Linked DNA regions of Homo sapiens: regions 1 and 2 are each linked to region 3. Evidence: chromatin contacts called from ENCODE Hi-C data. All regions are on one chromosome and are shown on one strand. Each heading gives the region's core, a stretch centred on a gene start or an enhancer-like site at or near the end of the contact. The rest is flanking DNA. Distances are from core to core; before and after follow the strand shown.

The links. A loop is a pair of places that touch in the nucleus more often than their neighbours do. Pooled maps may share reads with other maps.
Region 1: a loop to region 3 is called in a map of CD8-positive, alpha-beta T cell, with 10 times the contacts of the local background. The contact joins the promoter of ANP32B here to the promoter of ANKS6 in region 3. A Hi-C loop is called at or near these places in 4 of 168 maps with a recorded cell type or tissue (CD8-positive, alpha-beta T cell, ascending aorta, gastrocnemius medialis and 1 more) and 18 of 50 pooled maps.
Region 2: a loop to region 3 is called in a map of CD8-positive, alpha-beta T cell, with 7 times the contacts of the local background. The contact joins the enhancer-like site here to the promoter of ANKS6 in region 3. A Hi-C loop is called at or near these places in 2 of 168 maps with a recorded cell type or tissue (CD4-positive, alpha-beta T cell and CD8-positive, alpha-beta T cell) and 4 of 50 pooled maps.

The regions. Positions count from the first base shown.
Region 1 is chr9:97,981,966-97,985,971 of GRCh38, forward strand. It overlaps ANP32B (acidic nuclear phosphoprotein 32 family member B), which reads left to right and starts at 1,376. Exons shown (of 7, transcript NM_006401.3): 1 at 1,376-1,644. The coding sequence starts at 1,591. All of the region lies in intron 2 of LOC124902226 (a long non-coding RNA gene), which reads right to left. It overlaps LOC124902225 (a long non-coding RNA gene), which reads left to right and starts at 3,471. Exons shown (of 2, transcript XR_007061685.1): 1 at 3,471-3,556. RefSeq lists silencers at 946-1,605, 1,756-1,845, 2,036-2,115, 2,186-2,385, 2,396-2,445 and 2 more and an enhancer at 1,246-2,128.
Region 2 is chr9:97,801,992-97,806,168 of GRCh38, forward strand. PTCSC2 (papillary thyroid carcinoma susceptibility candidate 2) reads right to left here. Exons shown (of 11, transcript NR_147055.1): 3 at 3,849-4,033; 4 at 3,497-3,638; 5 at 2,260-2,399. Among named protein-coding and RNA genes, the nearest start is that of PTCSC2, 49 kb to the right of the region's middle. RefSeq lists a silencer at 1,410-1,979. Within about 2 kb of position 1,645, at least 15 of the 41 ENCODE cell types and tissues checked have a DNase peak (open chromatin) inside an H3K27ac peak, as active enhancers do.
Region 3 is chr9:98,793,838-98,798,212 of GRCh38, forward strand. It overlaps ANKS6 (ankyrin repeat and sterile alpha motif domain containing 6), which reads right to left and starts at 2,718. Exons shown (of 15, transcript NM_173551.5): 1 at 2,296-2,718. The coding sequence starts at 2,654. RefSeq lists enhancers at 1,981-2,481, 2,482-2,982 and a silencer at 2,241-2,860.

The DNA of each region.
Region 1 (4,006 bases), core at 126-2,625, 810 kb before region 3:
CTTTTGTAACCCTGAGAACATCTGTCTCCATTTTCCCTTGTCATAAAGACGTCTGCTGAGACTACAAACGGAGTCAGGGAACTACTACCAGAAAGTTTTTCTTTTCCCATATTCCTTCTAAAACTTTCATCTTCAAATGTTAACTCACTCAGTATTTTAAAAGCTGATATATAATTGGTTTACAACTAAATTTGGGTTGTTTGCCACTAAAACTTAGGTAAAATAGGAAAGGGGGCACTTTCTTAACTTCCATAAAACTTCATGTTAATACATAGAATTTCAAGTTTTTCTTTAACAAATTGTTCTTAGTTTTTGGTGCTTCTTGTCAGTACGATCTTCTTAGATTGTATTTGATTTGACACATTATGTATTTACTTATTGTACGCTGAATATAACGTCATTCCCCGGTGTTCTGCAAAGCACAACACTCATCCCGATCTGGTGCTCTAACCCCTGGGACCCTTTGGGCCAGACCATGACAAAGGCTGCCTGCCAGGTTTCAGCGAAACTTAGACCACCAAGAATTTACACACTTCACAGGGGTGCCCTAAGGAATAAATGAGATTAAAAAAAAAAGTCTGCGGGGAAACCCTGAGGCCCTATTAGAAATGCTAATCGTTTCCTTCTCTAGCTCCTATTAAAATGTTAGAAAACCGAGGGAGACTCTCCTGAACAGGGTGGGGATGCTCGGCTGCTCTGTGGCTTAGCAAGCGACCCCAGCTGCCCTGCCAGGGCCGGTCGGCCGCGATTCCGTCCCGACGGGGGGGATCCTCGGCGGCACTACGGACGCCAGTCTGCCAAGGAGGCAGCGGGGTTCGGCCTGTTGGCCCCAGACTGTGTGGCAGGCAAAAGGTGAACGTCAAAGCCTGTCCCCGGCTTCTTCACATCTCGCGCCTCCGCGGGCGTCGGGCCGCCCCCGTGAGCCTCCCCGGATGGACTGGGTTTTAGGGACCCCCGCAGCCGGACTGCAAAGCTTCCCACCAACCCTTCCCGCGAACCTCCCAGCCCGGGCCGCAAGCCCAGCTCCGGGCGCGACGACGTGGGGCCGGAGGTAGAAGGAGTCTCAGCGCGGCGGGGGCCGGGGGGCGGGGAAGCCCCCCCACCCACGAGAAAGGTCTTACATCAGCCGCCCCACGTGCAATCGGAGAGAGGGAGGAAGTCGCTCCTCTATTCGGGCTGCGCCTTTCCCCAGCCTCCGCCCCGCCCGCCGCGAGTCTCCCCGCCCCGCCTTGGTGCAGCCGCGGCCGCCGAGCCGAGCAGCGCCGCGCGGGGCCGAGTGGAGCCGAGCAGCTGCCGCGCCGCGTCGCCGGTTTAAGCGCAGTGCAGGCCGCGGCCGGGGGCGGCGGTAGTGAGCCCAGCGCTGCGCTCCAGCCCCCTTTTCCCTCCATGGTTTCTCTCCGCTCCCGTGAGTAACTTGGCTCCGGGGGCTCCGCTCGCCTGCCCGCACGCCGCCCGCCACCCAGGACCGCGCCGCCGGCCTCCGCCGCTAGCAAACCCTTCCGACGGCCCTCGCTGCGCAAGCCGGGACGCCTCTCCCCCCTCCGCCCCCGCCGCGGAAAGTTAAGTTTGAAGAGGGGGGAAGAGGGGAACATGGACATGAAGAGGAGGATCCACCTGGAGCTGAGGAACCGGACCCCGGCAGCTGTAAGCAGAGACCCCTCTGGGTGCCCTCTCCCCCGATGACTTGCATGTAATGGTGGCCACCTGCGGGGCCCGGGCTGAGGGTTCGCCGGCCCCGGCGCGGGGAAGAGCGCAGCTCGTGGGCTCGGACGGGGAAGGCGGGCGGGCGCGGAGGGGGGAGCGAGCGCGCGAGGATTAACTCTTTGCCGCCCGCGGGCCCCTGGGGCGGCCGGGGGGAGGCAGCGGTGTGGGGGAAAGCAAACTTTGAGCGCTTCGCCCGCCGGGGTCTTTCCCCTGAGGGAGCGCGTGTGCAAGTGGCCGGCGGCGAGAGAGGGAGGCGGGGGTTGTGTAACGCTGGGAGCCATGTTTGCAGCCTCCCGGGATGCGCGGCCGGGCGGAGGCCCGGCCTGCCGAGGAGCTGCGCGGCCATCCCCGCCTGGGCCAGGCCGGGCTCCGCGCGCCCCGGGCCGGCCGGGGAAGGGGCGCGGGTGGGGCGGGACGGGGGCTCTTGTGGCCGGAGCTCGCCGTGGGCGCCGGCCCGGCCGAGGTCAGCAGTCGTGGGGCGAGGAGGGGGCTTTTTTCTTTTGAAGGGAGCGAGAAGCCCCCTCGGGCGCCTGGAGGCCTGGGCGGGCGCGGCCCGGCGCGCGGAGCGGGGGAGGGGCGGGCCAGGGCGGCGGAGGTGGCGCAACCGCCGCCCCTCCCGAGGCCAAGTTTGAAAAAAGGACGTGGTTCCCGCCATTTTTCAAGCCCAAAAATAAAACTTTCTCCCCCGTTCTCTCGCTCCCTCTTCGCCCTCGGCCTTGCCCACTCCTGCCTCCCAGGGGCAGCCCGGGTCGACCAAGGCCAACCGTTGTGGCGACGGCCTCGCCCTTCCCCCTGTGCCGCGGCGGCGGCGCCCGGGGCCCCTGCCCTTGCCCCGGGAGGCTGGCCCCTCCGTGTGGGCGGGCGGCGGCTCTTCACGCCAGCCGGGGCGCGCCACAGGCCGCCGCAGCGCCATGTTGGCGGGTGCCCGTCTCCCTGCGCCTGGTGAGCCGGCCCACGAGCTTGGCCTTGCCCGCCCGCCCTCGGCGCTGGCTGGCGGCCGCCTCTTCCCGCGCCGAGCCCTCGGTCTGTTTCCCCCCGCCCCGCCGGGGCTTGGCTCCCACTGGCGGGAGCCGCGCGCCGCGGCCGCCGCCGACTCATCCCGTCGCGGGCGCGCTGCCGACCCCCTCCCCCTTCTTAAAAGGGCAACGGCAGGCGGCCGCCCCCGCCCCGCGCCGGGCGCGCGGGATTTTGGGCGGGCTTCGGCTCGGCTCGTGGGCCGGGCGGCCTCTGGCCTCCCACGTGCTTGAGAGCGGCCTGGTGCGGTCGGCCGCGCGCCTTGCGGGCTGTAGGGGCCTGAGGGCGGCCCTCTTGCGGCGCGGCTGCGTGGGCGTGGGTCCGACCTGTGGGAATTGCCCCATTCGTCTCCCGGGTTTAGCGCGGCTGCCCGCCGTCGCGAGCCCCCCCCCCGCCGCGGACCGGCGCGGGCCAGTTAGCGCCGCGGCCGGGTGCCCCAGCGGGCCAGTGGCTTTCCCGCGGAGGGCGGCCCCGCGGGGCCTCCCGACCCGCTCTGGGCTAAGCGAGCGGCCAGGTTTCGTGCCCTCAGGTGGCTGTGGTTAACAAGTCGCGAACTTGTGGGAATTCGTCGACCAGGGTTTACCTGGTGTGCTCGACATTTTAAATCCTTGCTCTCTAGTCTTTGAGGTCACCACTAACGCGGGGCGGGCCGGGCTCCACCGCACGGCGCTGTCCTTCCCGGAGGGCCCGCGAGGGTGGGCCGCTCCGGGGGTTGCGAGATGGAGGGTCGCGGGCGTGCGTTCTTCCGACCTTCCGTCAGACATTTTGTGCCCGCCACGTGCTAGCCTATCGCCCAGCTCGCGCCTCAAAACTTGAGAGGCTTTCTTGGCTTGAGAAGGTGTTTATTCCAGACTTTTCCATTGCGGCGTAATTGCAAATCCGTAGAATATGGAGTAGCTAAAATTAGCCAAAGTGCCCGCAAGAGAAGTACACACGTGGGTCTTCAGAAATGCGTTAAAATCTAGAATTTGAATTCTTTAGGATATGCTCAAACTAAAGGTCTTTTAAAATTCTCAAGAGTAGTGTTCCCTCTGGGAAACACAGTTGGTCTGCTGTTCCCCTTAGAGGATGTTTTCATATATGAAGTAATATTGCTTTAAAAACACATGTATATCTACAGGTGTTCATTTTTCTTTTTTCTGTTTTTCTTTTTTTTTTGAGACTGAGTCTCTCTCTTGCCCAGGCTGGAGTGCAATGGCACTATCTCGGCTCACCTCAGCCTCCGCTTACCGGGTTCAAGCGATTCTCCTGCCTCAACCTCCCGCGTAGCTGGGATTACAGGCATGCG
Region 2 (4,177 bases), core at 395-2,894, 990 kb before region 3:
ACATTTTTCCTGCTTTTGTGATACAAACCTGCGTCCCCCAGCTTCCCAACTCTGCAGCTGAGCAGCTTTGTGGCCATAGGCAAATCCCTTCACTTAGAATTCTGAGGCTTGGTTTCCTCAGCTGTAAAATGGGAATGATAACACCTACCTCCTAGGATTATTGTGAGAACAAGAATGAGATAATGTCTATAGAAACGCGTTTTGTGTCAGTCCAAGTTATCACCCCCATCAGCATCATCGTGGCTGTCTTCTACCGTCTAGAAGGGGAGCCCCAGGGCTGGAGAAGGCCCAGGGAAGAGAGGGGTTCCCAGGCCGACCCTCTTACTCTGGGGGAGTCGGGGCCTCTCTCCTAATTAACTCTTCCTGGCAGAAGTTTCTTGCTGGACGTGTTTGCCTACCAGTGAAAAGCCAAGTGAGGCTTCCAGGGGCCTCCCACTGGCCCTGACACATCAGGTAAGAATGATGATTCACCAAACTCTAACAGCCTTGCTGACAGGCCCACTGGCCCAGTCCAGGCAGAGGCCGGAGAGGGCTGCCCAGGCAGCGGGGCCATTAGGTTTTATAGAAGTGAGAGAAGGAGAGAGGGAGGGGAAGAAAAGGGAGAGATAAAGGAAAAGAAACAAAGGCCCCAAAAGGGAAAAAGAACAGAAGAAACACAAAGTAGAATAATGGTTAGGAGGGGCGGTGGGATGGGGAGTTGTTTAATTGGTATAAAGTCTGTTTTGCAAGATGAAAAAGTTCTAGAGCTCTGCTGCACAACAATGTGAATACAGCTAACACTACTGAACTGCACACTTAAAATGGTTAAGATGGTAAATTTCATGTGACATGTTCTCCACAACAATTAAAAATATTAAAATACATGTTTAAAAGAAATGAGGCCGGGCGTGGTGGCTCACGCCTGTAATTCCAGCACTTTGGGAGGCCAAGGCAGGTGGATCACGAGGTCAGGAGTTCAAGACCAGCTTGGCCAACATGGTGAAACCCCTTCTCTACTAAAAACACAAAAAAATTAGCCGGGCGTGGTGGCGGGAGCCTGTAATCCCAGCTACTCGGGAGGCTGAGGCAGGAGAATCGCTTCAACCCGGGAGGCGGAGGTTGCAGTGAGCCGAGATCGCGCCATTGCCCTCCAGCCTGGGCGACAGAGGGAGACTCCGTCTCAGAAAAAAAAGAAAGAAAGAAAATAAAAGAAAAAGAAAAAGGAGAGGAGGAAAGGAAGAAAGGAGAGAGAGGAGAAAGAAAGGAAGCAGGCGGAAGAGAAGGAGGGAGGGAGGAAGAGAAAGGAAGCAGAGAGAAGGAAGGCGGGAGGGAGGAGAAAAGGAAAATTAAAAGGAAGGAGATGGGGAAGGGAGAAGGAAACGGACGGAAAGAGGGAGGAATGAGAGGGATAAAAAGGAAGAGATGGGAGATGGGAAGAAAGAAAAACAGCTGACAGGGAGGAGGAGGAGGAAGGACGAAGCGGCGCAGGTGGACAGGTGGCCTCGCATCGCTTCCTCCCCAGGCCCGGCCCAGCGCGGGGGCGGGGCAACCGCGGGGCGTGGCTGCGCGTGACGTCACCGCCCCCGCCGCCCCGCCCCGTCCCCGCTCCCGGGCCTTGTGAAATCGCGCGCGCTGGCGGCCGTCGTAGACCGTGCAGCTCTCCTTGGGTGGCTGCGAGTGCCTTGGCCGTGGGCCCTGTGCGCGGCCAGCCCCGGCGGCGGGAGGGCGATAATTGCCCAGAGACGCAGCACTTACCTGGGCCGGTTGTGCAAGGCGCGCGGGGGGAGGCCCCGGGCGGCGGCTCTCACGCCTCAGCGGCCAGGCATGCGCGGGGGCGAGGGCGGGCCAGGGTCCCGGGGAGCGCCTCCAGCGGTTCCCGTTGCGGACGCCGCCCCATTCTTCAGGAAAGAGCCGCCGCCCGTCACCGCTGGGGATGGGGAGACCCGCGCTCCCATCCCGCTTGGCCACCTGCTGGGGTGAGTGGCGTCGGTCTAGTTCCACACGTGCCTCTGAACCCCAAGCGCCTCCTCTGTGTACTAGGGGTAAAAACGCCACCTCTCTGATCCTCTGGTTGAGAGGATTAGAAATGATGCAGGTGAGGCCTGGAACACTGCCAGACACACATTAGGTACATGGAATGGTGGCCTCGATGCCCACAGACTGCCAGTCAAAACTAGGGTTAAAGTTGTGTCTCCCACTGACTTGCTGGTGACTTTGGGATGTTTACCTCCCCTCTCTGGTCTTCAGTTTCCTCTTCAGAAATTGGAGTTTGATGCTCACCTTCATCGTGGGCCAGGATGATGGCCTGTGCTAGCCGTCCTTGAAAAGGCGAGGCCGGGCTGAGGGTGCACTGGGTTTAGACATAGCAAGTGTCTCCTGTCACTTGTGCCTAGTTCCTGGGGCCATGGTCCTTGGAGCTGCTGTTAGAGAGGGATGGAGTGGGACAGGGTATCCTGACCTTACACCAGGATCCCTAGAAGTGTGATCACACATACACACATAGGCACACACATATACACATACATCACACTACATACACACAGGTGCACACACAACCCAGGGAGGTCTGACAGGAGCTGCAGTCACCCAGCACCTTCTTTGAGCCTTTGAGGCCAGTCCTCCCCAGGGCTTTAAGGTGGTGTTGCTGTCCCAACCAACAAGTAAGGAACTGAGGCAAGAGGAGGGCAGGTAAGCTTGGTCCTGGGGGCAGCCACTTGCAGTGGGGCCTCATTCTACACCAACACTTTGAGATTGTAGTCCAACCTTGGGAAGGAAGCAGAGCTAGTCACTTGCTCAGGCTCAAGTCTGGGGTGCCCAAAGACAGTTCCATAGGGGAGCCACTCTTTGGATCTGGCCTGAGAGTCCCTGCTTTCCTCCTTCCCCTTTTTAAACCTTGAAAGTATGCAGGACAAAAAGACTCAAAGAATTATATAAAAATAATAAATACCCGTCATCCAAAATAAAAAATGTTAAATTAAAAAAGGAGAAGTGGCTGGGCGCGGTGGCTCACGCCTGTAATCCCAACACTTTGGGAGGCCGAGGCGAGCGGATCACAAGGTCAGGAGTTTGAGACCAGCCTGGCCAATATGGTGAAACCCCGTCTCTACTAAAAATACAAAAAAACTAGCCGGGCATGGTGGCACGCTCCTGTAGTCCCAGCTACTCGGGAGGCTGAGGCAGGAGAATCGCTTGAACTCAGGAGGCAGAGGTTGAAGTGAATCCAGATTGCGCCACTGCACTCCAACCTGGGCAATAGAGGGAGACTCCGTCTCAAAAAAAAAAAAAAAAAAAAAAAAAAAAGGAGAAGTTAGAGTATGATGGTTCCCACTTCACCAATCTGTTGGGAGGATTAAAATAATAAGGTGACCCTTGGAAAGTGTGAGGGATATACCTGCATCAGATTCTCCCAACCACTGTCCTCCTTGCCCTCAGCTTCCGTGACAACAGGCACTCCTGGTTTTCTTCCTACCTCTCTGGCTGCTCCTTCCAGTCTTTTTGCAGGTTCCCACTCACTTACACATGCCTTAAAAGTCGGTGGGCTTAGGGGTAACCAATTTAGGCATCCCTCTCTTGTAGGCATCCCTCTCTTGTAGGCATCCCACTCTTCCTTGGGATGACTTAGTGATTACATCCTCTCCAAGACTTCAGGTCCCAGTGTCCTGCGATTGTATGAGATTTTAATTTTGTTCGTTTTGCTAATTCATATCTTCTGTATTTGCTCTCAAATTGTGTGATTTTTTAAATAAATCATTTTTAAATAAAATGTTTATTGATTGATTGGGTATTTTTATCCCAACATGGCTGGGATCCTTAAGCCTCTTGGAGCTCCTTGGAGGGGCCCGAGAAGCTAGGACAAAAATGCCTCTCACCTATATCCAGTTCGAATACATAGCCATGTCAGTGGGAAGGAAAAACAGTTGCTCCTTTGGTAGAAATGGCTACTGGAGGAAATTTGATTCATTGAAGAACTTGGCTTGGGAATTTGCAGACTGGTAGCACTCATCAAGGCCTTGGAGATCTTCGGATTCTACCCCCTCATCTTGGAATCAGGAAACTGGAAACCCAAAGATGATTGATTACTGGCCCCACCTGCCAGATGGCACAGGAAGGTAATGGCAGAGCCAGAATTTGAACATGTTTCCTCACTCTGTGGTCCCTGCTCATTTTGAAATATGTCCCTACCCATCCCAGCAATTGA
Region 3 (4,375 bases), core at 1,468-3,967:
TTACCTATTATTTTAAGAACATGAAAAAACATGCCCCAGCGCGGTGGCTCACGCCTGTAATCGCAGCACTTTGGGAGGCCGAGGTGGGCGTTTCACGAAATCAGGAGATTGAGACCAGCCTGGCCAACACAGTGAAACCCGGTCTCTACTAAAAATACAAAAAGTAGCTGGGCGTGGTGGCACGTGACTGTAATCCCAGCTACTCCGGAGGCTGAGACAGGAGAATCGCTTGAACCCAGGAGGCGGAGGTTGCAGTGAGTCGAGATCACGCCACTGCACTCCAGCCTGGTGACAGAGCGAGACTCCGTCTCAAAAAAAAAAAAAAAAAGAACAGGAAAAAACACTAAGGTCACCATTTCTAATACTAAAACACCCACAAAAGACCAAAGGCACAGGGTGTCTAATAGTCTGGCCTGATCCACACAGAGAGCTGGGACGATAAATAGATGCTTGCTCAGACCCAGCGTGGTGGCTGCCAGGGGTGTGGTTTTGAGCAGGATTCTGGGGGCGTATCCAGATCCAAGGAAGAAGAGCACAAGGCTGGAAGGTGTCAGCACACAGGCCATTCATTTGCCTACCCCGATGTGAGGGACAGACACACTGTACATCCTTCTGGAAGTCTTCCATATATACTACTCCTCAACTTGACCTTTTCTTATGAATTACGCAGCAGAAAGCTGGAGCACAACTCAACACAGGCAGAGATGCTACCTGAATATAGAGTCGGTGTCACACCAACTGAGGAACAGCACATTTTAAAATACCCAGGCTCAAGACTATCCTGCAGAACTTGGTTAAAACTGATGATCTGGGGTCTCTGAGACACTCTGAGGCATGTCAGTGCTGTAGTCACAAACCTCACTCAGTAAATTCCTCAGGGGGCTCACCAGGGCCCCTGTGCACGCACTTGGTGGATTGCAGAGATGAGACACACATAACACATCAGTGGCTCCCAAACCTACCATACAAGAGAATCACTGGGGAGCCTCTTCTCACACAGAGTCCCTGTCTCTTACTCCCCTCACTGCCCTGGGCCTTCTAAATCACAATCTCCAGAAAAGGAACTCAGGAATCTGCACTTAGACAAGCATCCTGGTGATTCTGATGTGTGGCCAGGTTTGGGTACTGAGGAAGCCAGTCAGCATTAACATGGTGTGATGGATGCTACCACAGAGGCCTTTCTGCTGCGGAGGGACCAGAGAACAGGGAGATATCATGGCAGGCTTCACAGAAGCCAGATCTCTAGATGCCATCCTTGCTGTCTCTCTTAACCCCTCCCCAAGGGCCAGTCGTCAACTCCTGCTGATCTACTCCCTGAATATATCACAAATTCATCTGGGTGCCCTCCCTCCGCTGTCTCCATTCTGGTCTAGGCCACCATCACCTCTCACTCAGACTGCAGCAAACTCTACCTAACCAGCCTTTTTGACTCTAGCTTACCCTAGAGTATCTAATCTATTCTCACACTTCAAGGAAAGTAATTTTTCCAAAACGTAACTCTCATCCTGTCACTCATTCTGCCTAGAACCTTCCATGACTCCCTAGCACCTTCCATGACTCCCTAGCACCCTAGGATAGCTAGCGTTTCTCAGCTCCCACACTCCCCCAACTCCCTGGCATCTGCCTTCTCTCCAGGGAGGACTAGTACATCATTCTACTCATACATTCTACGCATACCTCATTCTACCAGTCCTACCAGCTCGTGCACCCAAGCCTTTGCATGGGCCTCCCATCATGCCTTCCCACAGCCCACTTGTAATGTCCTGGCTAATTCTCAGGTATCCGCAGGTCTCCACGTGGATATAAACATCTTTTCTACCAGAAACCTTCCCCCACGTCTCCAAAATGGGTCACCTGCCCCACAGCTACTCAAACCTTTCCGGTCAAGCTCGTTCCTTTGCCTGGCCTGCCCACCAATGCCCTGGGTGGGGACTCTGCCTGGGTCTCGCAGCACCCTCAACGCCAAGCCAGGAAGGGAAGGCAGGTTCTGAGGAAACTCTTACTGCAATAAGAAATGAATTAAATCTCTAAGGTTCTAAGTCTCTACAATTCTATTCGCTGTCTCCAGATTCTATTCTGAAAGGCCAAAATTTCTAAGAATCTGATTTTATGTTAATTCAAAAGTGTTTCCACGTCTATGCTCAAAGTTTACAAAAGACTACTCAAAGTTTACCATTCCAACTCTAAGGAGTCCTTAACTCTTCACCTCCCGGGGCATCCGGCCGCCGGGGACCGCGTCTCGGGCCAGCGCCGGGCACCACTCTGGTCCCGGGCCCCCGGGCCCCGCCGCCTCACCTGGCCGCCTGCATGAGCGCGCTCCAGCCGTAGTGGTTGCGGCTGTTGACCGAGGCACCGCGGCGCAGCAGGAAGCGCACCAGCGGTTCGTGGCCCCCGGCCGCGGCGAACTGCAGTGCGGTGTTGCCCGCCTCGTCCGAGCAATCCACGGGCACCGGAGCCCCGACTGCCCCCGCCGCTGCGGCCCCGGGCCCGGCCACCTCGGCCCCCGCCGGCTCCGCGCCCGCCTCCGGCTCCGCGCCGCGCTCGGCTGGCTCCGCCGCCCCCGGCTCCAGCAGCCGCCGCGCCGTCTCCGTGTCGCCCTGGTCACACGCGCGCAGCAGCAGCTGGAAGGCCGGGGGCAGCCCGCCCTCGCCCATCGCCGCCGCCACGCGCGGCCCGCTCCCGTCCGCCCCGCCGGCCGCGTCGGCTCCGCCCCCGGATACCGCCCGCAGGCGCCCCCTTCCGGCCACCCGCCCGCGCCGCGCGCCTACTGTGTGCCGGGAGCGCGCCGGGGCTAGGGCCGCGCGCCTGCTGTGTGCCGGGAGCGCGCTAGGGCCGGGGCTGCGCACCTCCAGTGCCCGTATTCGGGAGTCCAGGGACGCTCAGAGGAGCGCCCGCCGCAGACCCGCGTGTTCCCTTTTGCCTCTTCGGCGCCCTCTCGCCGCCCTGTCCCGGGGCTCCAGAAACTTCCTGTCAGGGCAGAGGTGGGAGCGGCCACGCCATCCCCTCTTCACGCTGTGGTCAGGGCCCTGGGCCCGGGTCTGAGTCCGCAGCTGCGTGGGCCTTGACTTTACTAGCGGGCTCCGCTGACCCCACCGCAGCCCCTGGCACTGAACCTGCCCTTCTAGAATAAGGAAGCGGCTGAATTAAGGAACGAACGGATTGTTTCCTCACAGTGTCCTGCGGTGCCCTTAATGTCGCTCCTTCATCTGGGCCAGGCTGCTGGGGCTAAAAGCGCCTCCTGTTCTCTCTCTCTCCCCCACCTTTTATTTCAACTATTATTATAGATTAAAGGGTACAGGTTTGTTACATGGGTAAATTGTTACATGGGTAAATTGCGCGACGCTGAAGCTTGTGGTCCCAACGATCCCGTCACCCAGGCAGTAAGCATAATACCCACCAAGAGGTTCTTCAGCCCAGAGTCCCCTCCATCCCTCCCTGGCCTAGCGATCCCCAGCGTTTGTTGTTCCCATCTTTGTGTCCATGTGTACTCAATGTTTAGCTCCCACTTATAAGTGAGAACATGCAGTATTTGGTTTTCTGTTCTTTTTAGGTCGCTTAGGATAATGGCCTCCAGCTTTATCCATGTTGCTGCAAAGGGCATGATTTCGTTCATTCTTATGGCTGCATAGTATTCCGTAGTATTCCATCATATTCTATCGTGTATATGCACCACATTTCTTTCATTCCTTCCCTCTCTTCCCTCCCTCCCTCCCTATCCCCCTTCCTTCCTCCCTCCCTCCCTCCCTTTCTCCCTCTCTCTCTCTCTCTCTCTCTCTCTTTTGACAGGGTCTTGCTCTGTCATCCAGGCTGGAGTGCAATGGTGCAATCTCTACTCACCACAACCTCTGCCTCCCAGGCTCAAGCAATCCTCCCACCTCAGCCTACCGAGTAGCTAGGACTGCAGGCAAGTGCCACCACACCCGGCTAATTTTTTGTATTTTTGGTTGAGAAAGGGTTTTACCATGTTGTCCGGCTGGTCTCAAAGTCCTGAGCTCAAGTGATTCACCTGCTGTGGCCTCCCAAAGTGCCAGGATTACAGGTGTGAGCCATCACATCTGGCTCTGTACCACATGTTCTTTATCCAATCTACTGTTGATGGGCACTTAGGTTGATTCCATACCCTTGCTATTGTAAATGGCACTGCAATGAATATACAGGTGTCTTTTTGATAGAATGAATTATTTTCCTTTGGGTATATACCTGGTAGTAGGTTTGCTGGGTCAAATAGTTCTATTTTAAGTTCTTTGAGAAATCTCCAAACTGCTTTCCACGGTGGCTGAACTAGTTTGCATTCCCACCAACAGTGTATTTTCTCCACAGCCTTAGCAGCACCTATTGTTTTTTGACTTTTTAATAATTGACATTCTGACTGGTG